Linked DNA regions of Homo sapiens: all the other regions are linked to region 3. A link is an interaction called in ENCODE POLR2A ChIA-PET data of the cell type or tissue named here. Cell type or tissue: B cell. All regions are shown on one strand.

The links. Peaks named below come from ENCODE experiments on the same cell type or tissue, not always from the same donor. Only the 100,000 strongest peaks of a DNase experiment are listed, where the experiment ranks them.
Region 1: POLR2A ChIA-PET joins it to region 3 with 5 read pairs; 4 of 35 experiments call an interaction of 5 or more read pairs at or near these places.
Region 2: POLR2A ChIA-PET joins it to region 3 with 5 read pairs; 3 of 35 experiments call an interaction of 5 or more read pairs at or near these places.

Annotation. Positions count from the first base shown.
Region 1 is chr19:16,341,170-16,343,669 of GRCh38, forward strand. No RefSeq gene overlaps it. Among named protein-coding and RNA genes, the nearest start is that of KLF2, 18 kb to the left of the region's middle. RefSeq lists an enhancer at 1,412-1,641. In B cell, no CTCF peak of the experiment used is centred here; a DNase peak (open chromatin) is centred at 1,392; H3K4me3 peaks cover 1,267 bases; H3K27ac peaks cover 2,314 bases.
Region 2 is chr19:16,587,022-16,589,521 of GRCh38, forward strand. The region is part of intron 1 of MED26 (mediator complex subunit 26); the gene reads right to left. Among named protein-coding and RNA genes, the nearest start is that of SLC35E1, 16 kb to the left of the region's middle. RefSeq lists enhancers at 1,359-1,408, 1,579-1,648, 1,899-2,068, 2,279-2,328. In B cell, no CTCF peak of the experiment used is centred here; DNase peaks (open chromatin) are centred at 820 and 1,560; H3K4me3 peaks cover 2,088 bases; H3K27ac peaks cover 2,500 bases.
Region 3 is chr19:16,416,665-16,419,164 of GRCh38, forward strand. EPS15L1 (epidermal growth factor receptor pathway substrate 15 like 1) reads right to left here. Exons shown (of 24, transcript NM_001258374.3): 11 at 1,284-1,440; 12 at 888-973. Among named protein-coding and RNA genes, the nearest start is that of EPS15L1, 54 kb to the right of the region's middle. RefSeq lists enhancers at 931-1,000, 1,031-1,080, 1,226-1,829 and a silencer at 1,181-1,260. In B cell, CTCF peaks have their summits at 1,216 (motif pointing left) and 1,416; DNase peaks (open chromatin) are centred at 427 and 1,157; H3K4me3 peaks cover 1,438 bases; H3K27ac peaks cover 1,918 bases.

The DNA of each region.
Region 1 (2,500 bases), 75 kb before region 3:
CAGCTCAATTTTAAGGTGTAAAAAAAGCAATTGAGAATAAGTTGCTTCTGTTGTAAAACGTTACTTTTTTTTTCAGACGGAGTCTTGCTCTGTCGCCCACGCTGGAGTGCAGTGGTGCAATCTCGGCTAACTGCAACCTCCGCCTCCCAGGTTCAGGTGATTCTCCTGCCTCGGCCTCCCCAGCAGCTGGAATTACCGGCGCCCGCCACCACTCCCAGCTAATTTTTGTATTTTTAGTAGAGACGGGTTTCACTGTGTTGGCCAGAAGGGTCTCAAATGCCTGACCTCAAGTGATCCACCCACCTTGGCCTCTTAAAATGCTGGGATTACAGGCATGAGCCACCATGCGCAGCCACATTACTATTTTTAATACAGTTATTTTGTCAATATAACATAAAGTTTGGACCGAGTATCCACTGATGAATGAATGGATAAACAAAATGTGGTCTATCCATCTATCCAGACAATGGAATAGTATTCAGTTTTTAAAAAGAAAGAGATTATAGGGCCGGGCGCGGTGGCTCACGCTTGTAATCCCAACACTTTGGGAGGCCGAGGCGGGCGGATCATGAGGTCAGGAGTTCGAAACTAGCCTGGCCAACATGGTGAAACCCAGTCTATACTAAAAATACAAAAATTAGCTGGGCGTGGCGGTGCGTGCCTGTAATCCCAGCTACTCGGGAGGCTGAGGCAGGAGAATTGTTTGAACCCAGGAGGCGGAGGTTGCAGTGAGCCGAGATCACGCCATTACACTCCAGCCTGGGCAGCAGTGCAAGACTACAATTCAAAAAAAAAAGAAAAGAAAAGAAAAGAAAAAGAGAAAGATTCTGACACATACATGCTCCAACAGGAACTATCCTAAGTGAAATACGCCAGACACAAAAAGAGAAATACTGTATGAGTCCATGCATCAGATTCATAGAGACAGGAAGTAGAATGGTGGGTGCGAGGGGCTGGGGGAGGAGGAAATGGGGAATGAGTATTTAGTGGGGGCAGAGTTTCAGTTTTACAAGCTGACAAGAGCTCTGCTGCGTAACATGAATGGACTGGGGTGAGCCGTGAGGGCTGGAGGGCCCTCAGACAAGAGAAAGGATGACAGTTCCAAGGCTTCAAACAGATGCTCTGAGAGAACCAGTCCTCAGAAAGGCTGAGAATCCCTGGAATTTTTCCTGGGCTGGAAGGGATCTGCTCTATGGCTTAAAGGTCTTGGCCAAGGGCCTGAAGAACCACCCATCTTCCAGGGCCCAGGCACTCCGACTCCTCAAATTTAAATACAGGCGCTTTCTACGCATGAGTGCCAAACCATTTCCAGTAAGTCTCATTGTCAGCTATAAAAATAACCACTGTTGAAGCAGAGACAAGCTCGTGATGCAGCCAGGCAGTGCCACAGAGAGGCAATGGCATCTGTCCCTGTCAAATGGAAAGTCCCCTGGCCAAGCCTCTGAATTCAAGTGAACATCTTGGTCTTGGATGTGACCATCTGAATGGTGGTCGAGAAAGTGCTTGGTCCATAGAAGGCACCCAGGACACTCGAGCCCCCTTCTCTCCCATGACCTTCGTACAATGGCACGGAATGGAGACGCAGGGCTGGGACTTCCCCTCCACCACACCGGTTTCCTTTACAATGAGATTCCATTCCTATAATGAGGAATAATGTAGTAGCTTAGTTAATACAGACAGAACTGCCCCTCAGTCGGTTCTTGGGTAGTGGAGCTAGAATATACAGGCCCTGCTCTAAAAGCTCAAAGCAATCCCTGGACAGTAACCATAGCTTTAATAATACTCATCTGGGCCGGGTGCGGTGGCTGAAGCCTGGAATCCCAGCACTTTGGGAGGCCGAAGCGGGCAAATCACAAGGTCAGGAGTTCGAGACCAGCCTGGCCAACATAGTGAAAGCCCATCTCTACTAAAAATACAAAAAAATTAGCTGGGCTTAGTGGCGGGCACCTGTAATCCCAGCTGCTCGGGAGGCTGAGGCAGGAGAATTGCTTGAACCCGGGAGGCGGAGGTTACATGAGCTGAGATCGTGCCACTGCACTACAGCCCAGGTGACACAGTGAGACTCCATCTAAAATAATAAGAATAATACCCATCTGAATGAATAATAACAAAAACCAGTACCACTGGCTAGGAGGCGGAAGTGGGGTTATGGGGAATTGCTCAATGGGTACAGAGTGTCAATTTCACAAAATGAGAAAGTTCTAGAGATCTGTTGCAGAATGGTGTGAATATATTTAACACTGCTGAACCACGCACTTGAAAGTGGTTTTTTTAAAAAAAAAGTGGTTAAAGTGGAGCTGGATGCAGTGGCATGCACCTGTAGGCCCAGTTACTCCAGAGGCCGAGGCGGGAGGATTGCTTGAGCCTAGGAGTTTGAATCCAGCCCGGGCAACATAGTGACAACCTGTCTCTAAAAAAATAAAAAAAGAATAAAAATTTCTATAAATTAAAAATAAATTTAGGCCAGGAATGGTGGCTCACACCTGTAACCCCAACACTT
Region 2 (2,500 bases), 170 kb after region 3:
CAAACATGCCACAGATGGCACCCAGAAACAGACAGTCTGCCTTCAATGTGCTAAGCATTCTAATGCCGTCCGCGGCTGAGTCACCTCGCCCACCCCCCAACCCCCAACACACAGTCGTGTCTGCTGAGGACACACGGGTGAATCAAACAGGGCTTTGCTGGGAGAGTGTGTGTCTGTGATTTGGTTCCCGCCACACCAAGTCTTCCTGCTTCTGACAAACTCCGCACGTGTTCCCAGGCAGCTGGGAGCCAAACTGCCTCTGGTGCAAGTCAGTACAAGAGGCGGCACCTGCATCCCCACCCCACCTCCACCCCAAGACCCCAGCTCTGCCCTCCCTCTCAGCTCTGGAAAGCGCAGCCCTGAGGGGTGCTGCTGTGCTTACCCTCAGGCGGGCCCCACCCTGCACTCTCCGCTCAGCCTCATGGGGCTGGTGCAGGTCCACCAGGCTCTGCCCAGTGAAGGCACCTTCCTCTGAGGGGACCTCATGGGAGCCTCAAACCCCAGGGGCAAAGCCTCAAGTTCACAGCTTCTCAGAGGAAGAATGACACTGGGAGGAACAATGACGGGAAGGTGCATGTCTCGGCCACAGCCACCAAGCTCACCACTTGAAAAGCACTTCCTGCTGGGGCCCTCCTGCTACTCCCAGGAGCAGCCGGCCACCTGAGTGGTCTGTCATGTCCATGTGGCCCTCCCTGTCCTGCAGCCACAGCTCCTGTAATGCTTGGGCAAGTATGCAATTGCATGCTACAACTCAGCCCGGGGGACGGGAAATGCCACCTGAGTACAGGCAGCACGCGGAGCCCTGACTGAACCCCATGAGCAACTCAGAAAGAGGAAGCCCAGGGCTTGGGGCAGAAGTAGGAGCTCCATCAGTAGGCATGCCTGACTTCTGCAGCGAGGGAAACTTGCAGATGAAGCCAGGAGGCAGGCAGCGCTGCTCTCCACAGCCACTGCCCCCACAGCGTCCTTCCCTCCCACTTTCTGTTTTTAGCAGCTCTTCCCAACCAAACTACCAACCTAGACTCTCCTGACCTCTGCTTCAGGTCTGCAGAACTTACGATTCTTACTGCCATTTGGCCCTTTGTGAAGGCACAAGAGCTCTCAAAGCTCATCTGTAAATTGACTCGTTGCTACGCGGATAGAACTGGAGCAGTGGGAAGCCAAGCGGAGTCCTGGTGATAGCACGCTGGGTGGGGGCTTCTCCCTCTCAGCCTCTCTCTTCTAGGAGCAGCTGATAAGAATGCCAGCTGCAGAAGACTGGAAATGACCCAACATCCTCGGGGGAAACACACACACAGTGCTCGGCCCATATATGTTCCGCCAAAGACAGAGCCCAAATAAGAACGAGCCAGCTTTTCAGGAATCAACAGGGAACAACCTTCAAGAGACTGCCAAGCACAGAGATGCACACAACAGCGCACCCTGTGCCGCCGCCTGGAAGATCCTAGCTGAGGCTGGGCAGACAAGGACCTGATGGTTGAGCCGCGCATAGCTGTAGCAGGGGACCGCACCTGGCCTCCAGCACTGACGCAAGCAAGACCTATCACTGACTGGAGCCCAGTTCCTCCTCTGAGAGCATGAGAAAACCACAAGATGGTGTCTGTAGAGCATGAATGGTGTGCTGGAGACCACGCCCCCAGGGGCCAGGCCACGAGGACCCGCACACTGCACTTTCTGCTGGGCTGCTCTGTGGTCTGTAAGATCCATTCAGGCAGGGCAGTGCCCAGCACGGTGCCTGGAGGCAGCCTCAGAGGCCCATTGAGAGAGGAAGCCGAAGGAGAGCAGCCCCCCGCCTGCCTGTCCAATTGGGCTGCTGTAAGATCCTGAGAACTAGTGACCTTCTAGAATTCCCCGAGACAAGTCATCAAATGCTCTCTGAGCACCGACTGCACACAGGTGCTCTACCAAACTCTGGGCCCGCTGGATGCTGGGAGGGGGCGTTAGGATCCCTGTGTACTGACCCGGAGGAGTAGACAGAGACAGCCAAGGTCAAGAACAGAAGCAACAGATAAAATGCCACCACTGAGGCTCTCACCCAGGCTGCCAGGAAACCCCAGGGGAGGACTACACTTGGCTCAGGTCCAGGGCCACCCCTTCCCCCACAGCTCCTGGGCTCTGTGTGGAGCTGGAGGGACAGGAGTGGGCACAGGGGCCTTCTCATTGGGCATTCCTGCAACGAGGGCCACGGTGCAGAGAACCAAGGACACTGTCACCCAAGAAAGAGTCTGGTGACTCTGTGGATCCCATGGTAACCACCATTTAAGGATGGACACTCACGCTATGATCCAGCAATTCCACTCCAAGCAGCACCTACAGAAATGCACTCAGAGCAGCTGTATCAGAACAGCCCCAACTGAAAACAGCCCACGCAGCCACCAACAGAACACCGAATAAATAAATCATGGTCTGTCCATTCAATGTTGGATGAACAAACTGCTGCTACACATAACCTCAAAGACAAATCTCAAAACAACGTTGAGTCAAAGAGCCAAACACAAAA
Region 3 (2,500 bases):
CCAGCATGGTGGTGCGTCCTAGCTACTCGGGAGGCTGAGGTGGGAGGATTGCTTAAGCCTAGGAAACAGATGCTACAGTGAGCCATGATCACACCACTACGCTCCAGCTTGGGTGACAGAGCGAGACCCTGTCTGAAAAACAAACAACAAAAAAGGATGTCATTCTTGAAGAGGATCCAGAGGGGAATACAGGAAGTGACTGCATTTCTTTATACCAGACTCTAAAAGTACAGACAGCCCATCCAAAGCCCTCGTTTACACATGAGGAAACTAAGGCACTAGGCAAGAAGGGGAGCCACAGACCTGGAGGCCCCTTCACACCTTCAGCTGCTGGGTCCTAAGCCCGCTCCTCGCCATCTGAGACCCAATTGCCCTAGCTGTCAAGGATAACAAGGCCTTCCTAGCACTGGGGAGGGGCTGATGCCTGGGGCTACTGAGCTGCGACCTGCCTGAGACCACAAAGCTGCCACAGGCTCTGCCCATGACCTGCCTGGGACAACACAGCTGCCACAGGCTGTGCCCATGACCTGCCTGGGACCACACAGCTGCCACGGGCTCTGCCCACGACCTGCCTGGGACCACACAGCTGCCACAGGCTCTGCCCACGACCTGCCTGGGACCACACAGCTGCCACCCACAGGCTCTGGTCAAGACCTGCCTGAGACCACACAGATGCTACGGGCTCTGGCTGAGGCTGATTCAAATGGAAGATGTCATTCTTCAAGCCCCTTGAGCCAGTTTAGGACCTCAGAAGCTGTATCTTTTCCTTCCTTCTGAATAAACCTGTGATGAGCAAACTTCCAGGTGAGCCTCTGATATTTCCGATAACAACCTGGGAGAGTTCGTGTAACATCTGGATGTGGAGGGAAGGGCCGTTTCCAACATACCTTTGTAACTGGGCAATCTCTTGACTGATGTCATCAAGCTCCTTCACGCCAGTAAACTCCCCGGAGCCGAGAGAGCCTGAACTGTCCTAGAATTGAATTCAGAGGCGAGATCTCTAATTAGCAACCTGACATCACCTGACAGGAGGCACCAGCAGTTCTCGGGCCCAGGGATAAAATTGTCCCTTTAGTACACAGGGTGAGGTAGCAAAAGTGTCAGCCCCCTGCCTGGGGAAATACCTGGGCAGCCAAGCCACCCTCCCGGGGGCCCCTGTTGAGGAAGGCAGGGACCACAGGCAGCACCCGCCACCGTGGGCTCATGTGTGCCACCAGTGCCACCTGGTGGCAGGCGGTGGGAAGGGATGTCAATACCCCCAGGGCATGACCAGCACCACTCACCGGGCCGGGCGTGCCTCTCTCCGAAGGCGGGACCATGTCCGGCGAGAGGACTTGAGGAGGGTCGATGCCTTTACTGACCTTCTGCTGAATGAAATACATAGCTAACGCGAATTGGTCTTTGCTTAACTTCCCCGTTTGCCTCGTATCGGCCAGGGCCCTGGGAGAAACGTGGGGATGCTAATTACACATCACAGGCGCCGACTCAGCCTGAACCCAAGTCACCGATCCCTTGCTTTTCAAAAACGACAGCGACGAAAACAACGGCAGGGCGTGGTGGCAAGCCCCAGCTCCTTCCCTACTTCACATCTCCTTCCCAGGAAGTGGCCCAGGGGTTCCCCGCTCCCAGTGTCCCCCACCCTAGGAGGGCTGTCAGGGCTGAAGAACCCCAAGCCCCTGACCTGGGCTGAGGAGCCGACCCCCTGGGAAAACCTCACTAGGGCTGAGATGCAGCTGCCTCTTCCTTTGGCTTATCTCGTGCGTGGGGCAGGCTCTGATGCTGCAGGCATGGAGTAGACCAGCCCTTCCGTGGAAATGGGTGCTGAGACCAAGCATTGTCCCTGTAGCTCTGGGTCATCTGAATGGCCCCGGCTACTGGCCTTCAATGGGGATGACAGCAGCACTTTGGGGTGTCATCATGATGAAGAAAGAATCAGCAACGACTCTCTTTCCTTGTTATGAACGGAACGTTTATGTCCCCCCAGATTCCTATGTCCAAATCCTATCCCTCAATGGGATGGTGTTGGGAGGTGGGGCCTCTGGGAGGTGATGAGGTCATGAGGGTGGAGCCTCAGGAGTGGGATTAGTGCCCTTATAAAAGAGGCCCCAGAAGGCTCTCTCTGCTCCTTTTGCCATGTGAGGACACGGCAAGCAGGTGGCCGTCTACAAACTAGGCAGTGAGCCCTCACCAGACACTGGATCTGCTGGTGCCTGGATCACAGACTTCCACCCCCCAGAGCCGTGAGAAATGTCTGTTTCTAAGCCACTCTGTCTATGGCACTTTGTCACAGCAGCCCAATGGTCTAAAACACTCCTCTTGTGCCCAAATGAGGCTGCCACAGGGGCATGGCCACAATGCACAGGACAGTCCCCCACAACTAAGCGTCCCCTGCCCACATAGCTCTTGGATGTCCTGAAAGATGGGCCAAGGCAGCATCTGAATAGCAGCACACAGTGGTCCTGTGGAGCTGAGGTGAGAGGCTCCGCGACACTCACAATCA